2 separate regions of the Mus musculus genome follow, and region 2 is linked to region 1. A link is a loop called in an ENCODE intact Hi-C map of the cell type or tissue named here. Cell type or tissue: left cerebral cortex. All regions are shown on one strand. Each heading gives the region's core, and the rest is flanking DNA. Links, peaks and the distances in the headings are about the cores only. Region 1 has its middle 130 kb from the start of Grem2. Region 2 overlaps Fh1 (fumarate hydratase 1).

Region 1 (8,647 bases), core at 136-8,135:
AATTTCTAGCGGAGACTACATTAGGATCAAAACTGCAACCATACAAACCCTCGCTCCTTCTACCTTCCCATTTTTTAGTGAAAGAATAAATTTCATGAGTCCTGAAATGGCTGTCACATGAAAGGATTCAAATGGGCTCATCCCTGTTATTTATCCTTTGTATATCTAAGCAGTTTAATTAGCCGAGAAAGGCGAGCATTTCTCCCTGGGCTTCGTTGGTTTCATTTTGTTTGTTTTCCAACACCCATAAGAGAAGGCAGGCTATCCTGAGGTGACAGCATGAGGCCTAAAATAGCTGTACCTGTGGGAACCCCCATCGGTGCCAGCATCCTTAGGATTTGGAACCATTTCTCAGACTCATATTCTCAAGCACACACTGGTAGTCAAAGACTGACTGCTTTGCTGCTGGCTGAGGCAGTTTCTTTAATTTAGTTTTGCATCACTTTGCAGGGCATGCAAAGGAGTGTAAAGTCGCACACAGGCTGGGCAAGCGCTCACCCTCCCACTGACCCTCAGCTCCAGCCCCTGATAGCTTAATTTGTTAATAAAATGATATTTTACAAAGTGGCTCAAATAAAATTTTCTAGGTTAGTGAAATAAACACGAGTTTCCACATAGGGTCAGCTTAAAATCCTTTGCAGCTTGTTAATTAGCCTTGAGCCAGTTTGCTTGAGTGTTAGGAAGATCTTTTACTAAGGTCTGAACTGTCTGGCTAGTCTATTATAATGGTTGAAATTAAACAGAATCTGTTAAGCTCATAAAACGAAGGAAAAGTATGAACGCAGCTCATACGATCCAAGTAGTGTAACACATAGCAATAGATCATCTAGGAAATCATCTAAGTTTTCCAGAACAGTTAGACTCTCATGCAACAACATAATATACTAAATATATAAGAGCACGGGAAATACTATTCCGACCATGTAAAGATAGTTTTATATATAGATGTGTAGCTGTTCTTTGCTACTTTGTGGCTTCTTTTTTCTTCCACCCTTCTCCACCCCTTTTCTTCCACACTTCAATCTCCTAACACTAAATAAGAGAGAAAAATGGATAGAGAGGAGGGAAAAGAGACCCCAGTATAAAGTCAGGGGCGAGAAAGGAGGTGATGTTATCATTAAACTACTTCCTGCTGATTAGGGGCATTGAGTTCCTTGGGGCAAGTTTGATCTTCACCAGCTGTGTACTGGATGGTTTTGTGTGTCATCTTGACACAAGCTGGATTTATCACAGAGAAAGGAGTCCCTTGAAGAAATGCCCCCAGGAGATCCAGCTATAAGGCATTTTCTGTATTAGTGAAGAATCCGGGAAGGGCCTAGCTCATTGTGGGTGACGCCATCCCTGGGCTGGTAGTCTTGGGTTCTATAAGAAAGCAAGCTGAGCATGCCAGGGGAAGCAAGCCAGTAAGCAGCATTCCTCCATGGCTTCTGCATCCACTCCTGCCTCAAAATTTCTACCCTGTGTGAGCTCCTGTCCTGACTTTCTTTGGTGATGAACAGCAATGTGGAAGTGTAAGCTGAATAAACCCTTTCCTCCCCAACTTTCTTCTTGGCCATGATGTTTTGTGCAGGAATAGAAACCCTGACTAATTTCTGCTTGTTGTTTCCTTTTTACACATGACTACTTAACAGACCAGGACCAACAGTGGCTGACAATAACTGGCAACCAACCAACAACCCACCCTAGAAAACACAGGACAATGTAGGCTGCAGGTTTGCTGCAGGTCAGCATGAAAGGTGTGGCTTGCTACTCTCGTCCAAGTCTTTGGGAGAGAGGAAACAGCAGACTGGAGTCTTGAAATTATTGCAAATGCAGCAAATGAATAAAGTTTTGCCTGGTCTGCTCAGAGGAAGCAGCGTTCATACAAGTTCTGACTTTCTACATCTAAATACAAGACAAGAGAAATTGTACTTCCATTAGGTGGTAAGTACAATGAGCAGGAGAGGTCTGAATGAAACAGAGAAAACAAAACAAAAGGAACAACAACAACAAAACCACATGGGGCAAGAGATGCAGCTCAGTGGTGTATCATTTCCTAGACCGTTGGATTCTCAGCACTGAAGAAAAATATGGAATACATAGTATTGACTGTAGTTTTATCTCAGGAAGACGTGCCTAATAAGGTTTATACCTGCCCATCAGTGCATGCTTTCCCAAGAGGCATCATGCCTTCTTGTATCTGCTTAATTGATTTGGTTGCCTACTTCTCATCTGACCACTGTTAAAGTGGGTCAGTGTGTCAGAACTGTCACCTACTTTACTTGTTGGACAGCACGTTTAGTTAGTGGCTAGTTCATGTCATAAGCACCAGGTAGACATCTGGGCTACCTCACTTGCCATAGTCATCGAGGCACATATCTGTAAATAGAGCTCTAGGGCTTTCCAATCAGAACTGTTTCTACAGCTACTAACCCAGCAGCTCAGAATTTAGGGATGTACACAACACCTTCCCCTAAGGGACAGAAAAGGGCTCCAGATTACTCTCAGTTGAGGTTAACAACCCTGAGGCTAGTCTGCAGTTTAGGAAGTGAAGCTGGCTAGAGGCAGTCACTTCTACAATTAGTTAATTAACAATTCTTTCAGAGTAAGAAGCCAAGAGCACAATGGGCAGTGCACAGCACAAAATCTTGATGTGTTAAGTATTCAAGTTCCAAGCATTTGCTGTAAGTGTGATGGGAAAAAGTAAGGCCTCATTCCACCATTATCTTTAAAAAGTAAAATTGCTCATTTACAGAGACTGTCTTCTCTTAGACGTTAACATATTAGGCAAAAATAGAAAGGAACATTGGTATTTTAATTCTGACTATTTCTTTGTGTGTGTGTGTGTGCGTGTGTGTGTAAAATGTGCGTCTTCAGGTGCCTGTGGAGGCTAGAATACAGTGTCAGATCCCCTGGAGATGGAATTGTCAGTGGTTATCAGTTGCTCTGGCCTGGGTGCTGGGGAAAAACCTTGGGTCCTGTGGAAGAACAGCAAGAGCATTTAACAGCCTAGCTAGCCCTTCAGCCCTTTAATTTATACTTTCATGATTACTGGTGAGTTACTTAGCTCTCTATGTCTTCCTCTTTCTCTGTCTCACTTTGTCTCTCTGTGTGTGTCTTTCTCTATGTGTGCCTGTCTATCACATGCACAGGGCAAGAGCAGGGAGGAGAGATTAGAGTTCTTGTCATACACATTTATTTTTGTTATTTTGTGTATTTGAGAGTTTTGCTAGCATGTACACCTATGCACCACATTCATGTAGCACTAGCAGTGGCAGGTAGCTTTGAATGCCCTGGGACTGGACTTACAAACCATTCTGAGCTGTTGTTTGGTGGCTGGGAATTAAACTTCTGGAAGAGGAACCAATGCTCCTAACCACTGAGCCATCTCTTCAGCATAACTTGTTGTATTTTTGAAAGCAAGTCTCTCATCCTATTTTGGTGATGTGGCCATAACTAGGAATCGCATGCTCCAGTGAATGACCCAACACCATGCACATATGGACAACACTAACTGGACTTAGTGGATTATCAAAAAACAAATAAACAAAATGGCATGAAGTTGGAAGGAGGATATACTTTCAGGGAGGGAAGCTGGAGGGGGAACTAGGAAGTAGAGATGATCATGTTTTGTTGTATACCTGTATGGAATTCTGAAGAATGAAAGAACAAAACCACTTCCCTATGTATTTGTGGAAAAACAGCATTCTTTTCTTCAAAAGTATATCAAATTATTCTATGATCATGTTCTGTCATTTGTAAACTGTGCTGCTAAGCATAACATAAAGTTTGATTCTTTTTTTTACGAAGTTAAAGAAAAGAGGGTCCAGACATCAGCTCTTCTACCAGCACACTTCCCATTCATGTAGCCTATCTTTGCATATGCTACTCTGATTATATAGAATGTAACATGCAAATAGAACTGCATTCCCCACACCTTTCTGTTTTATTAGTCTTATTTTGGGCTAATTTAATTATGCATTTCTGACCCAAAGTACTGAAGAAATGGCCTCCTTATTGATTTAGACCTCTCAGGCAATTAGACATGGAAAATTTAGAGAAAGACCTGAATTAGAAGGAAACTGTCAACACAGAACTCAGTCCTTGCTCCAGAGGAACAAGAGCTAGTTTTCTATGAGCCTGGCTCATGTAAGTGAGCATGGCAGAAGAGTGTGGACTCAGATCACCTTGAGGACATGCTCAACAGTAGATCCCAGACTCAGAACAAAAGGATCTTCTAGGTCATTGAATTTACCCAGCACGTGCTAAGAGCATCAGGTAGGCAGGAACAGCACACAGAACAATCTCTCATATAGGTCTCAGATGCTATGTCACAACCCTCTCACCCTTGGGGTTGGACTAGAACCTCTAAACTGGAATAAATTCCTTCTTACCTGCAAATCACTTTTGGTCAGAGTTTCATCACGGCAACAGGATAGTGAACTAGGATTCTACTGGGGAAATAATACTCCATCCCCAGCAGCCACCAATTTCCCAGAGCTCTTGAGGGTGAGGTGAGACACCAGGTGGCCCTGCATAATTTTAACTTACTTAAAATGTAACATTTTCATTTTAAAATAAAGCAAATAGCTATCTCATTTTTAAAAACTCATGCTTAGAAGGCATCTTGCCTCATGGGAGGTTGAGTGGCCTGATTGTGTCCATTTTGTTGATTTGTCTCCTACATCCTTGAATATCTGTGCCATACATCCTGACACTCAAACAGAAAGTCACATGGCAAAGCTCTACAGATAACTCATTGAGGTTTTGATATATTTAATGGATATGTTCATTAGCAAATAACTATATGTGTACAGTCTAGAAAATTCACATTCACCATCAGCTAACTGTTCTTTTACATCCTTCAGCTAACCTTATTAGTTTCCTTATAAAAGTCTCCCATTTTCAGTAACTTTACTTTTAATTTTTAAAACACATTTGTGTGTGGTCTTGGCTTCTTTTTCCCATGGGCCCTCAATTTTCTTTAGAAGTGATTATATTCTCACTCCAACTCTGACAGTTGCTGAAATCTTTAGTAAAGGATCCTGCTGTTTTTGTGCTCTCTTACTTAATTAACATGGTGTGATGGACTCTACCTGGAGGCAGCCGGCTACAAGCTTCCCCAATGAATCTGCCCGCTGTCTGGCCTCCTAACTCAGAAAGGCCAATTTTCTCTCTGCTTCCTCCATCTCCCTCCTAGCACCTGCTGAGAGTAGTGTCTGCTTGCATCTCCTGCGTTTTCCTCTCTAATTCCAAGAAACCATCATTGAGTTTCCTTCAGTGTCTGTTTTCAAATTAATTTATCTGTATAACTAAGAATCCACCTGCCTAAAAGATCCAGCATCCTTTGCAATATAACTAAGAGGTGACAGTACCCACCATCCCTCTTACACTCACTGCCATCTCCTGTTATACTGGATACTGACAAAATGCCTTGGGGTTTTAGCCTATGCAAGGTAAGGCCATCCATGTCTTTGGGAAAGTTTTTATCCAAGCACTGGCTTCTAGAATGTACTCCCCTAGGACGCAATTCTCTTCATTCACCTGAGGCCTTCCCTTTGGTCATCCCTTGGTTCTACGGCTTCATTGACATTGATTTTCCTAACCTCCATCACAGCTATCTCTATGCCAACCCTTTCCCAAGGCCCCTGGTGTCCTGACTCTAGTTGGTTTTGGCCAAATAGAGTATAAGACTAAGAGGGAGGGTGTGGATGCTTACTGTGTCTTTTTATAAAGATGTCTTCTTAGAGAAAAGGAGAGGAGTGTGTAAGAGACATTATTTCCTAACAGTTATGCCCCAAGCACTATGCTTGGTGATTTACATATATTATCTTAATCCTTTTAACCCATGTAAGAGTAGGGTGTTATTATCCTTTAAAGGATATTACACATGCTCTGACCCACTGGATTTCTAAACAGGAGTGAGATGATTCAAGCTATATTACCTAATAAAGACATTAAGCTTTTGTCTAATGACCTAATAATGACCATTTGGAAATGAAGTTTCAAATACAATTACATTTCAGCCCCAAGGAACCATCCCTAAATATCCAAGGGAACATGCACATTGTGTTTTAGATTTATTTTAATCATACTTTACATGTGAGACATTTTTGGTGTGTTATGAGTTGGTAAGAATACATTTTTTTATATAAAAAGTTACAAATGCATAGTATAAGATGATTGTGGTTGAGCTATGAGTTTAGTTCCCTCTCAGTCATTTCCATGCTTGACACACTGACATACACTGTTTCTTAAAAGCCTTTGGAAGCGAACGGATACCTTTGGATGTATCCTGTAAATGGCTGAGAGAATCCTTAAAATACGAAAAGTATAGTCAGGGGTAATAGCAGCAAATGTATTGGAAATGCAGTATGTTCTTTCAAATATGTACTTGCATATAGACACAGCTGATACTTGCACTGAAATGAACGGAGTTAATTCATAGTACTCAAGTCTTGCCCCTCATGTAAATACCAAAATTATTTAACTCATCAGGTATTAAGTGAGCACCAGCTATAAGCAGGGGATTCAGAGTCTCAAGAGGTAAGATCAAGTGTGACATTTGTCATACGGCTGGAGAAGCATCTGCCTTCATTTCTCATCCATGCTCCTGCTTCAGATAACTTAGGTAAGCTTGCAGCGGCATTTCCGTTATTCAGAGTAAGTGGAATTTTTTTCTCTTTTCCCCTAACCCCCTGATCTGTGGAAAACATTATTGTAGCATTGCAAAGGAAGAATTGGCCAACAAGGATAAAATGCTTTTCTAATGTGACTACAGGATCTCTTTGTCACGGAGGCTGGAGGGTGGGGCACAACTGTGAGCTGTGAGGCTCTGGGAGGACACCATGAAGGGAGAAAGACTTCAATCACCATTTTATTTCATGAAAGCTTCAGGAAATCATTATTGTCTGAATTATGGTTTCAGCTGATCTTGGAGATGAGGGTGGGGGTGGGGTTGGGGTGCGATTGCAAAAGGACAAGAGGCAGCCCCCACCCAAAAGCTTTACCCTGTGTGTCTCCTGAAAGCTAGTGTAGGCCTTCACTCATTCCCTGACAACCTTGAGTGACTTCAAATGTTTTCAAACTTCTAAAATGTATACCCTCTCATGCTCTCTCGCTCTCTCTCATTTTCTCTCTCTCATATTCTCTCTCTTATATTCTCTCTCTCATATTCTCTCTCTCATATTCTCTCTCTCATATTCTCTCTCTCATATTCTCTCTCTCCCTCTCTCTCCCTCTCCCTCTCTCTCTCTCTCTCTCTCTCTCCCTCTCCCTCTCTCTCCCTCTCCCTCTCCCTCTCCCTCTCCCTCTCCCTCTCCGTCTCCCTCTCTCTCTCTCTCTCTCTCTCTCTCTCTTTCTCTCTCTCTCTCTGAATCCCTCCCATGTACCACAGAGCATGTACAGAGAAAGGGCAGAGAACAACTATGAACTATTAGGGATCCTTTTTTCTATTGCCCTAATAGTCTCTTGGGACAACACTCAGGCTACCAGGTGGGCCAAGCTCTTTTCCTGGCTGATCCATCTCCTGGCCCCTGGTGTAATTTTTGTCACTAGTACCAGGAAAACCCTCCCCCTCCCAATTCTCTGATGCCTTTTGCCAGTATTTGCCTGTCTGTTCTACACCAAGCCATGATTCAGAACCGCAGATAACACTGGGCTTGTGAGCAGAGACAGGGCATGAATGGTCACCACTGAGATAATGCATTCTGTCTGTGGAAGCACATCTTCAACATGCTGTCTTTTTCCAATACCAACTTCATTAGCTATGGTTCCATCTTAGTTTCCATGTGGGCTATCCAAAACTTTGCTGGACAGTAATATTTTAAAGAGAGCCTCTTAATTTGAATTCTATGCTTTAAAAAAAACAAACACGTATAGAATGAAATATTTTATCAACTATTTCTACTTTATATTATAACCAATATGCACATTTCTTATACCAAATCCTTCTAATTTCATGATGATATTAATCAGCTAGCAGACCCTACCACTGATTTGTTTCTAATGTTGACAAATTTCTTTCATAGTTAAATTTACCTACATAATTAGAGGGCACATAGCTTGGTATATTTTTAGTAGCTGGAGTACGCTATTCCTTTGCCTATAAAGAAATCAAAAGGACAGCCGAGTCAAGCACCATCTAATTCTTGAAACTTATCAAGTTTCTTACCTGGGATCGGGGAGAGCTCCAGAGATTGGAACAAGACTGTCCTGACAGTCAACAAAAATGTTTCTAGTGTGCAATGTGAATTTTCCCATGACTTTTCTTTTACCAAAAAAAAAGGGAAGAGTTTTGTACAGGAGTTGTGTAATAAGTCTTAAAGTCAGGCTCCCTGGGTTTATATGCTGGCCACAGCATGTAACATTTCACCAAAACATCACCTCCTGCGTGTTGAATATCTTTTAAATTAGATTTGTCGTATTTTATGTGTGAGTGTTTTGCCTGAATGTGAGTTTATGTACCATGTGTGGGCATGGTGCCCTCAGAGGTCAGAAGAGGGCATCAGTACTTCTCGAGCTGGAGCTATGGATGGTTGTGAACTGGCATGGAGGTACTGGGAATTGAACCCAGGTCCTCTGGAAAAGCAACAAGGGCCCATAACCAGTGAACTATCTCTCCAGCCCATGTTTAATATTTTTAAAAGTATTTTTACACTTTTTATTT
Region 2 (8,647 bases), core at 317-8,316, 560 kb after region 1:
GTGACCAACATTAAAGACTCATTCATTAGCTTGTTGATCCGCTCTGTGTTGGCCTGGATCCCGACCACACAGTTGTCTGTGAAGGACACTGAAGCATCTCCCAGTAGCCTGGCTGAGTGCAGCACATTCTTAATCTATGGGAGAGGCACGGGAAGGAGGAAAGAGAATCGTTTCTGAGCCTCGGGTCACTTTGCTTTGCTTTTGTCCAATGACATGCATTATTTGCTGTTCCATACTGGACATGTAATTCCATAACCGTACACCACTCCTACCAATCCTGCAGTATAATACCCAGAAAACAAGTGAGAAAGGGAGACTCTGAGGACACAAAGTTACAAATCTAAAAATGATTAAAGAAAAAAAAAAAAAAAGATGTGTGTGCAATTAACACAAGACAGCCCTTGGTGGATAAGTATCTCAAGACAGCCCTTGGTGAGTGACTAATATAAAACAGCCCATGGAGAACATGCTAAACGGGCAAGATTTGTTGTATCCACAATCCAGTCATCCTGCTTGTCACAGAAGCCGATAGCCAGAAGTGGATGAAGACTCCTCTATGCAAGAGAAAGCAGAGCAGAAGCTCGGAGTCCTGAGATGCGCGCTAACTTTTGGATTCTCTGGTTTTGTGGTTAACAGAACAGTCCAGTTCATTTTAAAATAACATCACATGATGTTTAAGGTCATAGAAAGCCAACTGGTACATTTAATACCTGTTTCTTTTAAGCAACACTTCCCATGTATACCTCTGTCTAAAACTCAAAAAGGTCTGGAAGAAAATAATACTTCCACCAATAGACTCTAACAGAAACTAGACGTTACAGCTTAATTTGAAATGACTCAATTGTAAATCAAATTTCATCTTGATTTTCTAATTAAAGCCAACCTTTTTTTCCTCAGTTGAGTCTACTCCCCACCCCAATGTCCATCCTTCTCTCAGGCTCTGAAGCAGTGGTTTTACTTTAAGCCATGAACGACTGTTTCCACCAAACCTTTTCTTTTCCTTCTTCATATTTATAAAGAAGGGGTAAGGTGGCATTACTTTTAAAACATAAGAAAGGATTAAAATATAGCAGAAGCAGTTGTTCTGCATCTGGACATGTCAGGCACCTGGCCTGGATGCAAAAGGATACAGATCTAAAGCTCACTCCAGCCTGTCTTTCATTGACCAATCCTAGCAGGGTATACATGCCATGAATGCAAAAACCAAAAACTTCACATTTATTGCTTTATTGTGAGCACCTAAAATTGTGTGAGCCACAGTGAAACTTAAAAAAATACACTCACAGTTATTTGGGTATTCTAATCAATTAGACTTTATACGACAAACCAGTAAGAAATAAGCCTCTAGTGTATTTCAGATAGAGCACTGTACGAATGAAGGACTTAATAGTGACACAGCTTGGCTACCTGAAGCTCAGGAACCTGCATAGAAGATGACACCATTTTGCTCCATATTTGGAATGATGAAGGAAAAAGGAGAAGTTTGGAGGACAGTTTCCAAGCCATATGCAAAAGGCAAAAAATAAATTTAAAAAAGCTTTGCTGCGGACAGGGAAAGCACTAAAGAAACAGAGAAAGGGTCAACATGGTACCCTAAGAGAATGGATGAGAAAGAAAGATGATGATGAGACAGAAGAAGGAGGAAATGATGATGGAGATGACAGAGCTCAGAGCAAGTATGTGAAGGGGCTGAGGCTGGACCAGTTATCAAACCGTAAGAGAAAGTGACAATGGGTCAGGCTTTCGCAACCAAATCTGAAGAAAGATGGCACAAAGCAACAGCCTGAGCAGGAGACAGGGCTTTAAGGAAGGTGCTAGACAGACTTGAACTGATTCTAGCTGCTGGCATCAATGGCAGCAGAAGACAAAGAAACCCCTGTCTTACTTCCACACATCTTCATTCCACCTAAAAAGCAGACTACCAAATCCCTTGAGCTGAGTAGACTAACTCCCGATATGCCAGGTTATTCCAGTAGGACTAAGATTACCTACTACACAGCTAGCTTCCGTGGAAGCTCCAGAAACCTTCAAGGAAGACAAGAGCACTGGCTATTGGTCTTCAATCAAAAACTGCTAAAAATTAAATTGAAGGCTTACCATCATTGGTTTAAACACATTCAGTTCAAAATGTCCATTGCTGCCTCCAACGGTAACAGCAACGTGATTCCCCATGACTTGGGCTGCAACCATGGTCATCGCTTCACACTGAGTAGGGTTCACCTTTCCTTTGAGAAAACCAGTGTAGAATCTCATCAAATATAATCATGGTTTCCTATATGACTTAAGACTGTTTTTATATTAGTCAAAGAATGAAATCTAATGTTTTTAAATAAAGGCATAAAATAAGGCAAAGTTGAGGCACAGGCTGCAATTTTAGTCACTTAAGAGGTGGAGGCATAAATATTCCATGTTCAAGGACTACCTGAGCTTCTGAGTCAAGGCCAGCCTAGGCAACTTAGTGAGATCTTGACTTGAAAAGTATAAAGAATTCTAGGAATACAACTTAAAGACAGAAATACTTGTCAAACATGAGGGAGGCCCTGGGTTCAATCCCCAATATCACAGACAAAAAAAAATATCAAAGAAAGGGGGACGCATAGGCACACAGATTCACTTAAGGAAAACTAATACAGGTTCCCATTGTTATGGTTTTCATTCTTGTGTATGCATTTAGGCAACCAGGCTCAAAATACATAATTAGAAAGACAAGACTCTACCCTTCAAGAGGGTGGCAGCCAAGAAAAAAGATGACAACTCCAATAAATAAGGTCTACACAGAGAAGGCCGTGCTGCTATGGGGAGATTCTACGCTGGAACGCTATTTACCGCCCACGTACCCAAGGCTCCAGCGCAGCAGAGCTCCTTAAGAAGCGCCACACACACACTGTCTCTGTAGAGAATGCACTGGACAACTGGCCCTTTGTCTGTGATGTTCTTCCATTTGTCTTTTCTTTTGGAAACATGGTTTTGCTTAGTTACCTAGTTAGGCCTGAAATATTTATATTACCCAGGTTGGCCTTGAATTTATAATCTTCTAGCCTCAGTCACCAAAGTGCCAGGGTTAACCATGTACATACCATACTTGGTTCCATTTCTTTTTAACAATTATTGAATTTGCAATCAACTAGACTATATGTCTAGTTGATTATATATCAATACAAAGTATTGCAAATCGAGATCTTTCAGTCTATGCACATATATAACATATATAGTTTAAAATCTAGCATATACAATCTATATAAAAATTTATACAATAAATTATTACTTTGTCAGTTTTAGTATAGGTCAACTGGCCTCCAAAGGAGCCTTTGTGAATCTTGACTCTGTTCTGCAACATGTGCCACCTCAACTTTTGCTCTCTGCTGACTGATAAGCAAGTGTTCTTCGTCTACCCTAAGCCACCAGTAAAATGCTGAGTGAGTAGAACCCAATATCAAGATATTTCTCCAACTAAAGTCAACTCATTAGCCACTCCCTAACGTCTGTTCATCCAGCTCCATTCACCGGCCAGGCTCTAGTGTTTGCCACTCTGACTTAACAGGACAGAGCCGGAGGCAAAGCATGACACACAGACTTCAGCAGGGTTTATATTCCTGCAGCCCAGGCTGACTGCTGCACTCTGCGGGGCTCTCGGCTTAGGCTGAAGGATACAACCACACAGAAGCTCCAATATGGAACTCCACCAGGCTGCTAACTCCACTCATGTCCTGACCTGGTGATACTCCTAAAAGTTCTAGAAGAACTGTAAAGCAGTGTTCCCCATACATCCCCACTGCTTCAAGGATGGCAGTGAGTGAAGAGACATGTCCTGTGATTGCAAAGCCCTGCTCCCGCATTTATCAGCTATGTGCATACGGACCTGGCATGATGCTGCTCCCTGGCTCGTTTTCAGGCAAGATCAGCTCTCCCAAACCTGACCGAGGACCAGAACCCAGGAAGCGAATATCATTCGCTATCTTCATTAGACTGCAGGCGGCAGTGTTCATGGCTCCACTAAGCTCAACCAGAGCATCATGAGCAGCCAGAGCTTCAAACTTATTCGGGGCAGTGACAAAAGGCAAACCTGCAGGAGGAAGGAGCGCCGAGGGTAAACAGGGAGAGTAAACACGCCTGCCAATGTTAAGCAAGTTAAACAAAGCCCAGAGCACACAAAGCAAACTAGAACAGAGAGGTGGGTGCGCAATTCAGTGACGCTGCTTGCTTAGTGTGTGCAACGTTCTGGCTGAGTTTGATTCCCAGTACTATAAATCAATAAATCTACATATCCAAATCTATAAATCAATAAAAAATAAATGCAACTTTCCACTTGAGGAAAACGCTTGAGAGTCGAGCTATGTTAATACTCAAATAAGACCTCCCCAAAGGCCTCCTTCCTAACAGAGCTCTGTAAGAAGTACATGCCTACAAAGCCTGACTGCTCTTGAGCAAGCATGAGAACTGTGAAATCCAGTCTGCCTCTGTCTACACTCTGATCTTCTGTCTACTCTTCTGATCTACTCTTGAGGACACAAGTCCACCCATCCCCCAAGCAAAGATTCTGAGATCCGGGTACTCCAAATCCTAATACAGTTCCTGACTATTAAAATGTGAGCCGGGCAGTGGTGGCGCACGCCTTTAATCTTAGCACTCGGGAGGCAGAGACAGGCGGATTTCTGAGTTTGAGGCCAGCCTGGTCTACAAAGTGAGTTCCAGGACAGCCAGGGCTACACAGAGAAACCCTGTCTCAAAAAAACAAAAAACAAAAGGAAGAAAAAAGAAAAACCCTCAGCTAATGAATAAGTGTGAGCCACAGAAACCCATCTGTATCATCCTGACCCCAAGGCCCAAAGGCATCTCAGAAGAGAAGGCAGGAGGAATGGCTGGCTAGAAGCTGGCAGGAGAGCTATGAAGTGCTGTCCTCTGGACAGAACCAGCTACTGCGTGGGAAGAACACTCCCTGTACTGCCTGAGAAACTATCCGCAGCTGGAGGAAGGAGAATCGCTTTTCTTTGAGTGGATTGCTCATATCCCAGTGATGATCCCACACCAATGCATAGCCATATATGGGCAGCACAAATTAAACTTGGGGATACATACTGTGGGGGTGAACTTGAAGTTGGGAGGGAGACATTTTTGGGGATTAGATGAGGGCTGAAAACCCAATACATTGTATACATATATATACAAATTTTAAAAACTGAATATACTTGTGATATGTATTATATACTTATTACTACCCTAACCTTATGGTAGCATCAGCATCTTAATCAGTTTTCTGGACATGACAAGCTGGTTCTAATAACAATAACAATACTGTACTAGCGGGGGGGGGGATAGTATTTAAAGATATTACAGCAAAGAAATATGACACGCAAAAACCAAGCTATCAGTGCACTTATCATGTGATAAGTTTCTCAACAGTCAACTGTTTCTGCTTTCTTTGAAAAATACTTAACACAGCTTTGAAGGGAAAGGACTAAATGCTAGCAGACAACAAACAAAACATGTAAACGCATGAACATGAACTCTTATATGGAAGCCTTAAAAGTAAGATAAACTTTATTAACTTCTGACATGGACACAAGCCATGTTTGATGGGAACATGTTACTCCTTAATTTCAGAAGAATTCAGCCTAGAAATATCTACAAGATGCATAAGCTATGTGAAGAACGTGAGTAGCAATGCATGTGGTCCCCAACCTGTGAGTGCTGCTACTTTTGCGGCCACCTTTTCTGCGAAACCGATCCTGGTGTTTAACCCCGTCCCCACAGCAGTGCCTCCAGCAGCGAGCTCGTAGATTCTTGGCATGGCGGCTTTTATTCTCACCATCGCATACTGGACTTGCTGAACGTAACCACTGAATTCCTGAGAAGAGAAATCACTGTAAGAACAAACTCCTATCAGCTACAATGCACTCTAATGGCACTAAACAGAAGATTATGTTAATTCATTCACGTGATAAAGAGGAAGGGCTACAAATCTACAAGGCAAATAATAACATGTAGCTTAGTTTATAACCAAACGTCCCAACAGAGTCAAGCAAAGAACACATGAAATAAACCTTTAAGAATAGCTCCACTACACTGAACTATTGCTCCACCTACAATCCACCCAGTGAGCTGATCCCCTCCCCCACATCTGACTGTAGCCCAAAGAAAAATTACTAAATATTCTCCAAAGACAAAAAGAAAATAGAAATACTTCTATACAATTCTAGCTTAAAGACCTGAGAGGGAAGCCAAGAAGCAACTTTACAAAGACCTGAGCGTGAAGTAAGGAGTACAACAGCCTGCGGGGTGGGCGGGGTCCAGCGTCGCTGTGCCCTCAAATGCCAGCAGCCGCAGGCACATTACTTCTCACACCACACTTTAAAGCAACCATCAATCTTCCTACCATATTTGCAGCATTGTGAACCACTAACAACTATGCAGGGACAAAAACCTTACCCTCTCTGTATTTGACAATTGGCCTTATCTAGTAAGCCAAGATAAACTAAATCTTTTCCCTACCTAAAATACTGAAAAACGGAATACTTTGGATTAGGATTAGGGTTTCAGTATATTCTAAAGAAAACATTGGAAAAGGTAGATCTAATTCATGAGATGCTAACTTCTTCTCACTCTCTCCCCCTCCCTCCTTTTTCCCCCATTGCATGTGTGTATATGAGTGCACACATAAATAACAGTTGTATGCACTTAGAGCATGTATTTTGAAAGTTGCAAAACCTGAAAAGACAATTCTAATTAAAAATCATGTTTCTCATAAAGTAAAAAAGAAAATAGAATTGCTGTCATGATAAATAGTATAATGACATCATGCAAGAGACTAAGTCATGACTCAAAATGATTTTTAGCATAGTGGCTTTTAACATGCAAAAAAAAAAAAAAACAAAACAAAACAACTTAACAACCAGGGGAAACAGATTAAATACACAGAAATTACACACAGAAAATGCCAGAAAAAGGCAATGTTTTAGCTAAGCCTTTGAAGTATTCTTCATTCCTTCCGTAAAATGTTTGCTAACTAATGAAGTTTTATTTCTGTTTGCCACAGAACAACAAGAGTCGATCCAAGCAGGCAGCAATCAAGTTCTCACCCTCAACTAGTTTTCATCACACTATTTTGTTTTGTTTTTTTTTGGGGGGGGGGGGTTTGTTTTTATTTTTATTTTTTTTGAGACAGGGTTACTCTGTGTAGCCCTTGCTGTCCTGGAACTCACTTTGTAGACCAGGCTGGCCTCAAACTCAGAAATCTGCCTGCCTCTGCCTCCCAACTTCTGTGATTAAAGGCGTGCGCCACCACACCGGCTTTTCATCACTCTATTATTTAGTGACTAGTAGTCAGTATTAGGCAATGGATGGCTATCTCCTGATACATAAACTACATACACTTTTACCTCCCAAGCTGTATGGTAAATGGAGACAAAACTCTTTTTGTGAGTTTTCTTTTGTTTCTTTGCAATACAATTATTAGATCTCCCTTCAGCTGATGACACAGAAACGGAAAAATACTTTCTGCTGTCCTGAACAGTCACACCTCTTCACAAGCTGTCCTGTTAGAGGGTAAAATATGCCTCACTTAATTACTTTAACATTTTGCTTTAATTAAATAACTACTTAATTTAGGCTAAGAGAGACCAATGAGGCAATCGTGATAACAGACTAATGAAGATGATGGTAGCTATGTACCCGACACGGTTCTAAACTCTGTCAACCAGCTCACTCACCACAGCCTCACAACCCAGAAAGCCGAGACACAGAGAAGCTAAGTAACTTTCCGCAGTCACATACCTGGTCTACAGCAAAACAGAACTTGAACTCAGAACCCAACTGAGCCCACTCACTGCCAGCATGCTCTCACCTTATGTGGGTACTATTAAAAGTTGCCAACTGGCCATGCATGGTGAAGCATGCTTTTAATGCCAGCACTAGGAGGCAGAGGTACACAGCTCTCTGAGTTCAAGGCCAACCTGATCTACAGAGTGAGTTCCAGGACAGCCAGGCCTACACAAAGAAACCCTGCCTCAAAGACAAAACAAAAACAAAGAGTGAAAGAGAGAGAGAAAAGTTGCCAAATGCTTAATTCAGAAAATTTATCATTGGCCTGATGATATACCTGGCCTTTACTTTAAAGGCAATTTTGAGGGAAAATGTTGATAATGTGTATCAATCCCTAAACTGAATGAACAAAATGAGTTAAACTCCCTTACCTGTCCAAGAGTAAGAGGGACAGCATCCTGCGTGTGAGTTCGCCCAATTTTGATGACCTGCGCAAACTCTTTGGATTTTGCACTGAGAGCATCATGGAGCTTCTGTAACCCTGGCAACAGGACCTTGTGAACTTCCACTGCAGCAGCAATATGCATTGCTGTGGGAAAGGTGTCATTCGAGCTCTGCAGGGGATTTTCAAAAGAAACATAAGATGTTAAGTTAGAAGTAAGAAGAGGGGAGCTCAAATATAACCAACTAAGTGACTATTCAAAACCCAGTATGTACTCAATAGTGTCCATATGGCACATAATAGGACAGTGGGGGAAATGAAAAGCAATCTGGCTTCCTATAAGGAACATACTCAGGACTATCTCATATACAACTGCCTGGACACAATACATATTATAACCAAGCATGCTAAGTCCAAGGACTGTTGGCAAAGGCATTAATTACCAAG

What was found. Hi-C counts contacts between places; a loop is a spot of excess contacts. Peaks named below come from ENCODE experiments on the same cell type or tissue, not always from the same donor. Only the 100,000 strongest peaks of a DNase experiment are listed, where the experiment ranks them.
Region 2: a loop joins it to region 1, with 3.0 times the contacts of the local background. A loop is called at or near these places in 11 of 42 quality-filtered maps.

Annotation. Positions count from the first base shown.
Region 1 is chr1:175,049,012-175,057,658 of GRCm38, forward strand. No RefSeq gene overlaps it. Among named protein-coding and RNA genes, the nearest start is that of Grem2, 130 kb to the left of the region's middle. In left cerebral cortex, for the core only: no CTCF peak of the experiment used is centred there; no DNase peak of the experiment used is centred there.
Region 2 is chr1:175,603,958-175,612,604 of GRCm38, forward strand. Fh1 (fumarate hydratase 1) reads right to left here. Exons shown (of 10, transcript NM_010209.2): 5 at 8,190-8,372; 6 at 5,680-5,845; 7 at 3,860-4,063; 8 at 2,098-2,225; 9 at 1-134. Among named protein-coding and RNA genes, the nearest start is that of Fh1, 17 kb to the right of the region's middle. In left cerebral cortex, for the core only: no CTCF peak of the experiment used is centred there; a DNase peak (open chromatin) is centred at 4,977.